Linked DNA regions of Homo sapiens: regions 1, 3 and 4 are each linked to region 2. The links are chromatin contacts, found by Hi-C or POLR2A ChIA-PET in ENCODE. All regions are on one chromosome and are shown on one strand. Each heading gives the region's core, a stretch centred on a gene start or an enhancer-like site at or near the end of the contact. The rest is flanking DNA. Distances are from core to core; before and after follow the strand shown. Region 1 holds the start of PHF23 (PHD finger protein 23). Region 2 holds the start of MIS12 (MIS12 kinetochore complex component). Region 3 holds the start of UBE2G1 (ubiquitin conjugating enzyme E2 G1). Region 4 holds the start of CYB5D2 (cytochrome b5 domain containing 2).

Region 1 (2,700 bases), core at 109-2,608, 1.8 Mb after region 2:
CCCGCCAGCCCCCAGGGTCCAGGATGACCACGCCGAACCGCTCCCCGCCCTCCGGCCCCTTCTACTCGAGCACGCGGCCCGGCGCGCCCCTCACCCCCACCCCAGACACACACAGGCACACGCATCCAACGCTACTTCACGGCCGGGACAGACCCGGGAGCTCTAACCCGGACGCGGCCCCCACCTGCCCCCCCCCCCCCGCCCATACCGCGCTCCCCACAATTTCGCCGTCCCTCCGCCCCCATCCGGGGCTTTGGCCCCTCCCCGTCTCCAGCTTTTCGGGCTCCCCACCGGGCCCCCCGGCCCTGTTCCTAGCCCTCTCCGGCCGCCGCCCCCCCCTCCGCCCCCGTACTCACCACCCAGTTACTAGGCTATGGACCCCTCAACTCTGGCCCCTTCCCCCCAACCAGCCACTCTCTCTCTCTCTCCACAGCAGCCACCGCTGCTGCCGCCGATGCCCCCCTCACCCTCAGCAACTCCCAGGCTCTTAACCCTCGCGGACCAACCCTACCCCCCCGCCCGACAAGTCGCCGGTCTTAACCCCCCCCACCCCGCCCCACCACCCCCTACAACTACCCAGCTCGCCTCGCTTCCTGGCTCGCTCTCTCCACAACTACCCCCCGGTACAGGTCCGTCTGCCGTAGACAATACCCAGACCCCCTCTTCTCCCCACAACTACCTGCCCACCTCTCCGACAATCACCGGGCATTCTCCGGCGGCAACTACTCGGAGCTCCGGTACCACCGCCACAAACTACCCCACCTCGGCGAACTACCGGGCCCCTCACTCAGCCTCTTCTACGTCCTCCCTCCTGAGCAACTCTCCGGCCACTGGATTCCCCTAACCTTCCAGTTCCAGGGCCCCAATCTGCCGGTGGCCCTTTCGGGCCCTAACCCCCGAGGCTCCGGGTTTCAAGCTCCTATCCCCCGCACCCCCACACCGTCTGATCTCCAACTACCCCAGCCCAGTTTCCCACTCCTCTTTCTCCAAGGTCTCTCAACTCGTCGCTCTCCCACCTCCAGGGCCAGCCTCCCGACCCCCTCCCCGAACTCCCCCGCTGGGCTCCGGGGCTCGACCTCCAAGTTTGCCAATTGATTCCTCGCCCGCCCCCCGCCGGCTCAGCGCTCTGCACCGGTCGAGAGCTCACCTTCGGGACTGGGCTCCGCCATGGCTTCCAGCATCGCCCCCTCCCCTCCTCCCGGTCCGGCGCCCCCCTCCCCGGAGCCGGGGATCCCGGTGCCGCCTCTAGTGCTCGATGCTCCCACTGCTTCGCTCCACAGAAGTGTCCGCCTCAGCCCGGTTGAGACTCGAGTCCGCTAGCCGCTGCCGCCACCTCCCTCTACCACTGCCTCCCGCACTCCCGGACCGGGCCCCCTCCCCCCGCGCCGCCGGCCGCCTGCTCCCTCCTCCTCCTCCTCCACCTCCTCTCTCCTCCCTCCCTCCTCTTCTCTCCCTCCTCCCCCCGCCGGCGCCGAGGCGCAGTGCACCAAGGGTTTTGTAGTCCGTCCGGGAACAGCGGAAAAGGGACCGCATGAACCTCCGGAACTTTGATTCCCAGAAAGCCACAGGCTGGCGCAGGCGCACCAAGCCGCTCCCCTCCCCCGGGGAGCGGCGGGGAGACCAGGAGCCGGAGGGGAGAGCGGAAGTGCGCGCGCAGGCCCCTGGGAGATGTAGGCTGGGCGGGACCAAGAAAGAAGAGGAAGAAGGGATTAGAACTCTCGGCCACCATACTGCCTCGTTCTGCAGCTTCTTTCTCCCCAGGAGGACCGCCCCACTTCCGGCCTGCCGGAGAAATGATTGCTGGGAGTTGAAGTATTCCTGGCGATAATGGCTCCCGCTCCCAGTCTTCTCCCTCCCTGATTCCACTCTGCCGGATCCCACACACCGGCAAAAGTCTAGCCAAGTGACATGCAACTGAGAACAGCCGTTTTACTAGCTTGCACACATGAAAATATCTTAGTTAGAATGTTCTAGCAAATGTGGATGTTCACCTAAAGCAGGTACTTCGGAACTTTCTCCACAGGAACCCACAGTAAAAAAAAATTTTTTTTTACATGAGCATTTTTAACATTTAGTTTCACATGCGTGTTATAAAACTAAAGTTTCAAGAAATAATCCTCAGTATTCCATTCCATCACAACAAAAGCACCCTCTTTTTGCAGACAGGGAAAAGCCCAACATGAACAGAATAAACCAAAATATACTTCTATCCCTCCAGCTTGTACCCAGTACTCTTCTTTCCCCACCACTGAAACCCACTGACACCTTGGAAAGACTTAAAATCAGCGGGACGAGGGGAGCAACACAAGGCAAAATTCAGTTCAGCTTGGTGGTTTCCTCTTTATTGATGTGCCTCCTACCTTCCCCCCACAATTTCAGTCCCTTCCAACTACCCCCAAAAAAGAAGGTAGTGAAAGGAAGGGATTGCTGGGGTTCTGAGCCCCTTGGGCAGTCAGAAAGGGAACAGAAACCAAAACAATCACTGGATGTGACACAGACTGACAATCAAGAAGTCTACAGCAGGATGGGAAAGGCGGGCAGAGAAAGGGGAAGAAAGGAGAAAGGAGAGTTACAAGATGCCAACTCCACCATTACCCCTCCTAAGAGAGGCTGGAGAGAAAGCCACAAACATTAAGAAGTGCCGGTCCTGAATAAGGGAGGTGGTGTTTGAGCTTGAAGGAGGAGGAGGTCAAGAAAGGG
Region 2 (2,700 bases), core at 87-2,586:
AGAGCTTCTTAAAGCAAATCAAGAAACAAAATTTCATCATTTACAACAAAGAATTAGTAGGTCTAGCAATTTCCAACTCTCGGTCACTTAGACGTGATTTCCTTTAAGCCTTTCTTCTTAGGCCAGAGGAAGAGGTTGGTAAAGAATTCTCTAGGATTGGTAGAATTCTTTGTATCCTCAATACCTAACACAAAAAAGTCTGTTTTATGTTGCAATAGTTGAGGCTGACATGAAGAAATGAGGCAGACAGGTGGTGATATTTTAGACACAGGACAAATAAAAACAGCTGCTATGAATCTACCCACCACATGGGCACCACCTGAAACAGCTGTATGAAACAACAAAACTCACTTGAAATAACGGAGACTGGAGACCCTGCCACCGTTAGGGCTGGGTACCTCCAGCTAGCCCCTTATTTAGATCCAGAGACCCTTTTTATTATAAGCCATTCCCCTCTCGACAGTTTCCAGCTTGCTTTCCCCATTCCTGTTTCTTCACTAAACGGACCTTCCTCTCACTAGTCACCATGGTACCACCTGGCCATTGGCAGAGCTCTCGGACACATTTCTTGGGTGGGAGGCTCCCGCAACCCTAACCCGCTATAGGTCCGGCGCTCATCTCTTAGAAACTGACCTGACCCCCCATGAAGCAGCACTCCCTTCTCGCGTCACTGGATAAGCATTCTTGGCGCCAACTCGAACCCCAGAGTAATCCCTGTACGCCTCCACCCATCCCCGGGACCAGCCCCTCTGGGCCTCCCCGAGGCCCAAACCCCAGTTTCCTGAAGACCCAGTCATATCCAGCCCAGATAATGAGAAGGTGGCACTGCAGCTGCTCACCACGGCGGCGGTGGTGAGGACGCAGGCAGTGGTGTAGGCGCGGCTGACCGGTGGGATCTGCAGGTACTCCAGCCGCAAGCTCTGGTACGCCATCTTCCCCACCGTCGCCTGCCCCACCCCCCACCCACCCCATTTCCCCTTCCGCCAGCAGGCCCCGGCGGCGGGGCGGGCCCAAAGGCCCCCCGCCCACTTTAGTTTTCCCGCGACTGCCCAATCAACGCCAAGCAACCGCAATCCGTAGAGACCTAAGGAACGCACATCCGCCAATCACGAGTTGCGTCGCCACCGCCCCCCCCCAGCGCCCCATCTCCCCACCCTCTCTTCTCCACCAGCCAACGTCCGGGAAAAACGAGTAAGTACAGGTTCCTTCTGCCAATCCCCGCCGGCCACAGCTAACTTTCCCGCCCGGCCCCTTTCTGTCATAATTGAGGTGTCCACAACCAGCCAATCAGGAACGCGAGAGTATCCCGCGTTTGCTTTCGCTCGCCGAGGCGCGTATCAGTCGGAATTTTGGGGAGCCAACCGCGCCGTCTGTCCCTGGCAAGCCAGCGGCGGTTTAAAGGAGGTGGCGGGAAGCCTGTGTGTGCTTCAAATCGTCACCCTCATGGTCGCTCCGGTAAGTGCTGCGGGGCAGCATTTTCTCTGAGGAGGAGCGGGGACGGGCGAGACTGGCATAAGCGTCTTCGCGAGGGAGCAAGGCGGCCTGTGGGTCGGCCTCACCCCGGCCTCCGACCTGAAGATCCCAGCATGCAGCGCGGGCGCGGGGCCCGACGGAAGCCGGGAGCCGGCCGGAAGCAGTTCCTGCGCTCTGGCTTCTGGGTCCTGTCCTGCGCGATCGCGGGGTCTTAGACAGCTCAACTCGCCGAGATGACCTGGGCACCTCTGCGTTGAATCGGCAAATACTGATCAAGCCGCATTTATTCTGCTCTCAGGAACTCTAAGTCTAGCAGAGAAGATGAGGCGGTAGAAGTTCATCAGTCAGTGCCCGAAGAGAGGTCCTAATGGGAATTCGAAGAAAGGAGTTAATCAAGGAAGTGTATTTTTTTGTTGTTGTTTGAGATGGCGCCCACCTGTAATCCCAGCTACTTGGGAGGCTGAGCTAAGAGGATCACTTGAACTTAGGAGGCAGAGGTTGTAGCGAGCCGAGATCATACCACTGTACTCCAGCCTGGGCGAAAGAGTGACACTTTGTCTCAAACAACAACAACAACAAGAAAATTAGCCAGGCATGGTGGCCTGCACCTGTTGTCCCGGCTACTTGGGAGACTGAGGTGGGAGGATTGCTTGGGCGCGGGAGGTTGAGGCTGCAGTGATCTGTGATCGTGCCACTGCATTCCAGCCTGGGCGACAGAGCGACAACATGTCTCAAAAGAAAAAAAGAAAAACAGAAAGAAATCCTACCTTACATATACAGCCAAACAGTTATAACCACTCCATATTTAACCATTACAAACGTAAATTTTTATTTTATTTTATTTTTTGAGACAGAGTCTCGCTCTGTTGCCCAGGCTGGGGTGCAGTGGCACAATCTCGGCTCACCGCAACCTTCGCCTCTCGGGTTCCAGTGATTCTCCTGCCTCAGCCTCCCGAGTAGCTGGGATTGCAAGTATCCACCATCACGCCTGGGTAATTTTTGTATTTCTAGGAGAGATAGGGTTTCGCCATGTTGGCCAGGCTGGTCTCGAACTCCTGACCTCAGGTGATTCGTCCATCCGGCCTCCTAAAGTGCTGAGATTACAGGCATGAGCTATCGTGCTCAGCCTACAAACATAAATTCTTAAGATTGGCTGCATCTTATCTTCCCATAAGATTTGACTGTACTGCTTATTGCAAATTATTTCATAAAGTGCGTCCTAAATTC
Region 3 (2,700 bases), core at 129-2,628, 1.1 Mb before region 2:
GTGAAGCCACCAACCCGCCTCCCCCCTTCCACTCCGCACACGGACGTCTCCACTGCGCATGCTCCGCGCACACAGTCCTAGCAGAGTAGGAGCCAACCCCCTAAAAAGTCAACCTGGAAGCCGCAAACGGCCGGAGGCCGGGACAATGGGGGAGGGGGGCCGCAGGCTCCTCGGGGAGGCCGACCCGGCCGCCGCCCCGGGCCAGAGCCTGCGGGCGCAGCTCCGGGGTTTGCAGGCCTGCGCAGCAGCCGGAATCGCGGCGAGCACAAAGCCCGGAGCCGGCCAGCGAGCGGCTCTCCCCGCGGCCCGCTCCTACCCTCCCCCAGCCGGGCGGCGCAGCCGGAGCCCGTGCCAGGCGGAGGCAGGCGAGGCGGCGATCCGCACTCCGCCAGGGTCTCCGGCACCCTCGCGCCCGCGTGGAGGCCGCCGAGGCCAGCGCTTTTGTTGTCGGCCCCAACTCCGCGGACCCAGCGCCGCCCGGGGAGAAGTTTTGTGCGCCTCACCTATCCCGCCAGGGCCGGTCCCTTCCGCCCGCCCTCAGACACCGAGCCGGGGACTCGCAGCCGCACTGGGTCCGGACGCTCCAGCCGGCCCCGAAGGTCCGGCGGCCCCGGCAGCACCTGAACCCGGGACCCGCCCCTCCAAGCTGGCGGCCCCGGCCTGGGGACCCGCACACAGCCCCTCCCCCGCAACGTCCTACAGAACGGTGGGGGAGGGGACCTCCTCCTCTCCGACCCCCCGGGCGCCAGGCCCAGTCCCTGGGCCGGAGCTGGGTCGCGTCCCCGCCCCCAGTGCCCTCCAAGAGCCGGGCGAGAACGGCTGGGCCCGGCCGGGACCGGAGCCTCGAGGTCCCCACCCTCGCAGGCCCGGGCCCCTTCGGCAGTACGGCCGCTGGCCCGGGAGGAGAAGAGGGACTGGGCTGCGGCTGTCCGCGATCGCGGCCGGGCCCGGCGCCCCGCCGCCCGCCTGCTCACCTGCCAGCTGTCTTCGCAGTAGCAGTGCCGACTGCAGCTCCGTCATCCTCCCTGCCGAGGGCCCGGGCTGGCGCCGGGGCTTCCGAAGGGCTGGGGACAGGCTCTGGGGGCGGCTGGAGCGGGGTGTGCCGAGGAACCCGGGCCCCGCGACCGGAGCGCCGGAGCCGAGGAAGGCCGGGCTGAGGCGGCGGGAGCGGCGCCTCGCTGCCGGTGCGAGTCCGCTCGCTTCAGCTCTTTTCACAGCGACTCACGCCCGGAAGGGGAGGGTGCCCGGGCTGCCGCGGCGCGCACTGGGACTTCGCTCGCCCGCTTCCCTCCTTCAACCCGCCCGTCGGCCCCACCGGTGCCTTCCCCCGCCACTGCCTCACTGCGCGCAGGGCCGCTCGGCGCAGGCGCGCTGAGACTGCCGACTTGGGAAGCGTCCCGCCCGCTAGCCCGACCCCTCGGCCTCCCGCCCCGCCCCCGGCGGCGGAACCCCGCCCCTTGAGCGCAGTTGTCCCGTCCGCCGCCATTTTGGGAAGGTCGACGCCCGGCTGCCAGCCCAAGCCTCCGCTGGTAGACGCCCCGCGGACGCCATGACAAAGAGGTCGCAGAGGGTCAAATACAGCCTCTGGATTGAAGCAGTGGATATAGGAGCGAAGAGGCCAGAAGAAGTGGTAGATGTCTAGTCCTTGGCGAGCGCCCAAAAGCCATCTAACACTGCCACATGGTGTGCGAAGTAGGAATTGTTAGAAAGCCGAAGTTAGTACTGGTGTGCCCCATTTTAACCAAACATCAAAATAGAGGCAATATATGATGATAACTCACTTTACATGAAGAGTGCACAAAAAAAGCCACCGCGTCCGGCCCTATTATTATTGAGCCACCGAGACCGGCCCTGTTATTATTATCATTTATGGACGGCAATTCTCTCTGTCGCCCAGGCTGGAGTGCAGTGATCATAGCTCACTGCAGCTTGGAACTCCTGGGCTTAAGGGATCCTCCCATCTGAGTCTCCTTAGTATCTGGGATTACAGGTACACACCACCATGCCCTGCTATTTTTTTATTTGCTTTATAGAGATCGGGGGGTTTGACGGGGCGCGGTGGCTCATGCTTGTAATCCCAGCACTTTGAGAGGCCGAGGTGGGCAGATCACCTGAGGTCACGAGTTCGAGACCATCCTGGCCAACATGGTGAAACCTGGTCTCTACTAAAAATACAAAAATTAGCCCAGCCTGGTGGCAGGCGCCTGTACTCCCAGCTACCAGGGAGGCTGAGAAAGGAGAATTGCTTGAACCTAGGAGGCAGAGATTGCAGTGAGCCGAGATGGTGCCACTGCACTCCAGCATGGCCGACAGAGAGAGACTCCGTCTCACAAAAAAAAAAAAAAAGGAGGGGGGGGCCAGAGGTCTCTCTGTGTTGCCCAGGCTGGTCTCAAACTCCTGGGTTCAAGCAGTCCTTCCAACTCGGCCTCCCAAAGTGTTAGCATTACAAGTGTGAACCACTGCCCCCTATCAAATAGACCAAAGGGACCATTTTGATATTTCACTTTACCAAATCAAGGAAATTTACTTCTATTCCTAGTTTCTTTCTTTTTTATTTTATTTATTTATTTATTTATTTTTTGAGACAGCCTTGTTCTGTCGCCCAGGCTGGAGTGCAGTGGCGTGATCTTGGCCCACTGCAACCTCTGCCTCTCAGGTTCCCGAGTTAAAGCAATTCTCCTGCCTCAGACTCCTGAGTAG
Region 4 (2,700 bases), core at 37-2,536, 1.3 Mb before region 2:
ATTATATGAAGAACTGCATAATTACAAGTATTCACAGGAAACCTGGTATTTGCCTATCAGTTTCGGATCCTATGAAGGTTTAAATGAGTCTAATATATGGTTCTTTAAGGATCTACAAACCAGTATGTATTTTAGAAAAGCTAGTTTTTGCATGAGGAGGATAGGTTTTAGAATGTGAGCCTTTCCAGCATGTTACTACTGTCTTTCCACACTTATTCGGCGCCCACACTGAATTGGGAAGGTGCTGTGTAAAAACCTGGACAGGACAATACAAAAAATGGTTCTCAGCGCCACTCCTCCTATCCTTACATCTCTTTTCTCTCCAAACTGTTCGAGAATCTGATAGAAGATCTCCAGAGTAGCGTCAATCAACTGCACAAAGGTCTGCATTACAACATACAGAGAGAGACATATGGGCTTGTCCAGCTCTTCAGAGCAAGGACGGCCTGATGCAGACTTTCCAGACCTCTAACATAGGTTAAAGAGAAACGAAGCAAACGCCTGGTGAAAAGCTGGAAACACCTCATATGGGTCCCCGCCTGGCCTCTCCAAAGCAAATGCCCACCTCTTCCTTCAGTCCCCTGGGGGCGACCGCCCTGCCCCATCCCCGCAGTCGCCTGCCGGCCCTGACCTCCTCGAACTGCTCGCTAGAGCAGCCGGCGCCGCGAGCCTCCAGCAGCTCCCGGAACTGCTCCAGAGTGACAGACTCTTCGCCGCGGCCCAGCCGCTCTTCCAGCCAGCGAAACAACGCGCCGCGATGCCTCGACACCAGCGACTCGCAGGGGGGTGTGGGCAGCAACGCTGCAGCAGCCTCTCGCAGCCTGGCCGGCTCCAGCAGCGCCGCGGCGGGTGGTAGCGCTGGAGCCGCGACGCCCGGGCCGGGGGTCGTGCCCGAGACCGCGGCCCAGTCCTGGTGTGGGCCCCAGCCCTCGCCACCGGCAGCTGCCGCTTCGTCTTCACTGCTGTGACTCGGAGCGTTCCCCATGGGGTCTCCGTCTTGGGCGCCTGGCTCTGCAGCCGCCGCCGCCGCCTCCCCGCCTCGACCTGTCAACCTCCGACAGCAGCTGGCGGGCGGGGACGCGGAGGAGACGACGGCGGCCCCTGCGGCTTCCGGCTTCCTGGCCGTCAAGCGACGACCGCTGTCGCAAAGGCGCCGTCACGTAGATAGGCGGCCTCTACCAACTCACGACAGCTAGGCGGGGAGCGCCGCCTCAAAGGGTGCAACCTTGATTTCCCAGAGGACGAGTCTGTCTCAGTATCTACGTCATTCCGTAGCCTCCGCTGCCGCCATCTTTGTTGGGGCTGACAACCTGCAAGCCAAGAAGTACGAGAAGGGCCAGGCGCGGTGGCTCACGCCTGTAATCCCAGCACTTTGGGAGGCCGAGACGGGTGGATCACCTGAGGTCAGGAGTTCGAGACCAGCCTGACCAACGTGGTGAAACCCTGTCTCTACTAAATACAAAATATTAGCCGGACGTGGGGGCGCGTGCCTGTAATCCCAGCTACTTGGGAGGCTGAGGCAGGAGAATCGCTTGAACCCGGGAGGCGGAGGTTGCAGTGAGCCGAGATTCCGCCAGTGCACTCCAGCCTGGACAACAAGAGCTAAAACTCTGTCTCAGAAAAAAAAAAAAAAAGTACCTGGAAAAAGTCGCAGACAGCGAGCTTTTCGCCAGTGCCAGGAATACAGATAAAACGAGAGAGACTAAGGGAGGGAGCGCGAGCACTAGCGCGCGAGAGAGAGAGCGAGAGCGCGCGCGCCGATGACGTCACGCTCGGCGTCTCGGCCATCTTAGCTGTAGATAGAGGCGGCAACCTCGGAAGTGCGGAGCGGGTGGGCCTATATAGATGTTGAGGTGCGGAGGCCGTGGGCTTTTGTTGGGCCTGGCTGTAGCCGCAGCAGCGGTAATGGCAGCACGGCTTATGGGCTGGTGGGGTCCCCGCGCTGGCTTTCGCCTTTTCATACCGGAGGAGCTGTCTCGCTACCGCGGCGGCCCAGGGGACCCGGGCCTGTACTTGGCGTTGCTCGGCCGTGTCTACGATGTGTCCTCCGGCCGGAGGCACTACGAGCCTGGGTCCCACTATAGCGGCTTCGCAGGTATCAGCGAGGCTGCTCACGCCTTTCTCTCCGCTGGCGCGAGCCAGTAGCCACCTGCGCGTCGTTCGTTGGTTCATTATTCATCTATTTCCCCCCCCATCCCCACCCCACATCCATCAAACCCGTGCGGTGGGCGGGACGAGCTGCATGCACTATCCTTCTAGGCTCTCTGGCTCTGGCGGGACTGTGGGCCAGCTCTGTCATCCACCACCGCCCTGCGTGACTTACATTGGAGAAACATGTCTTCTGTCTCTTGTTACCCATTACCCAGCGTCGGAAGCCCTAGGATACGGGCTGTGTGCCGGACTTTTGTGGGGGCTCTTAGGGCACAGATAAACGAGATCCCGCCCCGCCCCTACCCTCACAGTTTCCTTAATAATTCCAACCATCTCTTCATTATGCCCTGGTCCCAAATAATCTTTCTTCCCCCCACCCCTAAGCATAGTGTTTTCAAGGTTCATCCATGGTTTATGAGCATGCATCAATACTTTATTCCTTTATGGCCCGTCATATAGTACATTTGGTCTGAGTCATTCCTGCTTCTAGTACAAGATGCACCTGTTTGCCTTCCTTAGAAGGTTAGGGCAGAGGAAAGGGGTCCAGTC

What was found. Hi-C counts contacts between places; a loop is a spot of excess contacts on that map. ChIA-PET counts read pairs that join two places held with the same protein, here RNA polymerase II (POLR2A). Pooled maps may share reads with other maps.
Region 1: a pooled map shows a loop between it and region 2 (7-fold over the local background). The contact joins the promoter of PHF23 here to the promoter of MIS12 in region 2. A Hi-C loop is called at or near these places in 1 of 37 single-sample maps with no recorded cell type and 7 of 50 pooled maps. POLR2A ChIA-PET finds 5 or more read pairs at or near these places in 1 of 52 experiments (activated CD4-positive, alpha-beta T cell).
Region 3: a map of CD8-positive, alpha-beta T cell shows a loop between it and region 2 (29-fold over the local background). The contact joins the promoter of UBE2G1 here to the promoter of MIS12 in region 2. A Hi-C loop is called at or near these places in 2 of 168 maps with a recorded cell type or tissue (CD8-positive, alpha-beta T cell and naive thymus-derived CD4-positive, alpha-beta T cell) and 8 of 50 pooled maps.
Region 4: a map of CD8-positive, alpha-beta T cell shows a loop between it and region 2 (18-fold over the local background). The contact joins the promoter of CYB5D2 here to the promoter of MIS12 in region 2. A Hi-C loop is called at or near these places in 1 of 168 maps with a recorded cell type or tissue (CD8-positive, alpha-beta T cell) and 11 of 50 pooled maps. POLR2A ChIA-PET finds 5 or more read pairs at or near these places in 1 of 52 experiments (CD4-positive, alpha-beta T cell).

What each region holds. Positions count from the first base shown.
Region 1 is chr17:7,238,099-7,240,798 of GRCh38, forward strand. It overlaps PHF23 (PHD finger protein 23), which reads right to left and starts at 1,359. Exons shown (of 5, transcript NM_024297.3): 1 at 1,148-1,359. The coding sequence starts at 1,181. It overlaps GABARAP (GABA type A receptor-associated protein), which reads right to left. Exons shown (of 4, transcript NM_007278.2): 4 at 1,910-2,700. RefSeq lists silencers at 1-106, 1,257-1,436, 1,487-1,626 and enhancers at 960-1,609, 1,737-1,826.
Region 2 is chr17:5,485,230-5,487,929 of GRCh38, forward strand. MIS12 (MIS12 kinetochore complex component) reads left to right here and starts at 1,337. Exons shown (of 3, transcript NM_001258217.2): 1 at 1,337-1,455. DERL2 (derlin 2) reads right to left here and starts at 949. Exons shown (of 7, transcript NM_016041.5): 1 at 840-949. The coding sequence starts at 932. RefSeq lists enhancers at 607-786, 827-886, 1,507-1,606, 1,847-1,956 and silencers at 1,057-1,216, 1,166-1,333.
Region 3 is chr17:4,365,297-4,367,996 of GRCh38, forward strand. It overlaps UBE2G1 (ubiquitin conjugating enzyme E2 G1), which reads right to left and starts at 1,379. Exons shown (of 6, transcript NM_003342.5): 1 at 975-1,379. The coding sequence starts at 1,020. RefSeq lists silencers at 20-799, 850-1,549 and enhancers at 712-1,398, 1,218-1,512.
Region 4 is chr17:4,141,911-4,144,610 of GRCh38, forward strand. It overlaps CYB5D2 (cytochrome b5 domain containing 2), which reads left to right and starts at 1,287. Exons shown (of 4, transcript NM_144611.4): 1 at 1,287-2,095. The coding sequence starts at 1,846. ZZEF1 (zinc finger ZZ-type and EF-hand domain containing 1) reads right to left here and starts at 1,120. Exons shown (of 55, transcript NM_015113.4): 1 at 632-1,120. The coding sequence starts at 985. RefSeq lists a silencer at 846-1,015 and enhancers at 881-1,432, 1,096-1,405, 1,433-1,985, 1,556-2,135.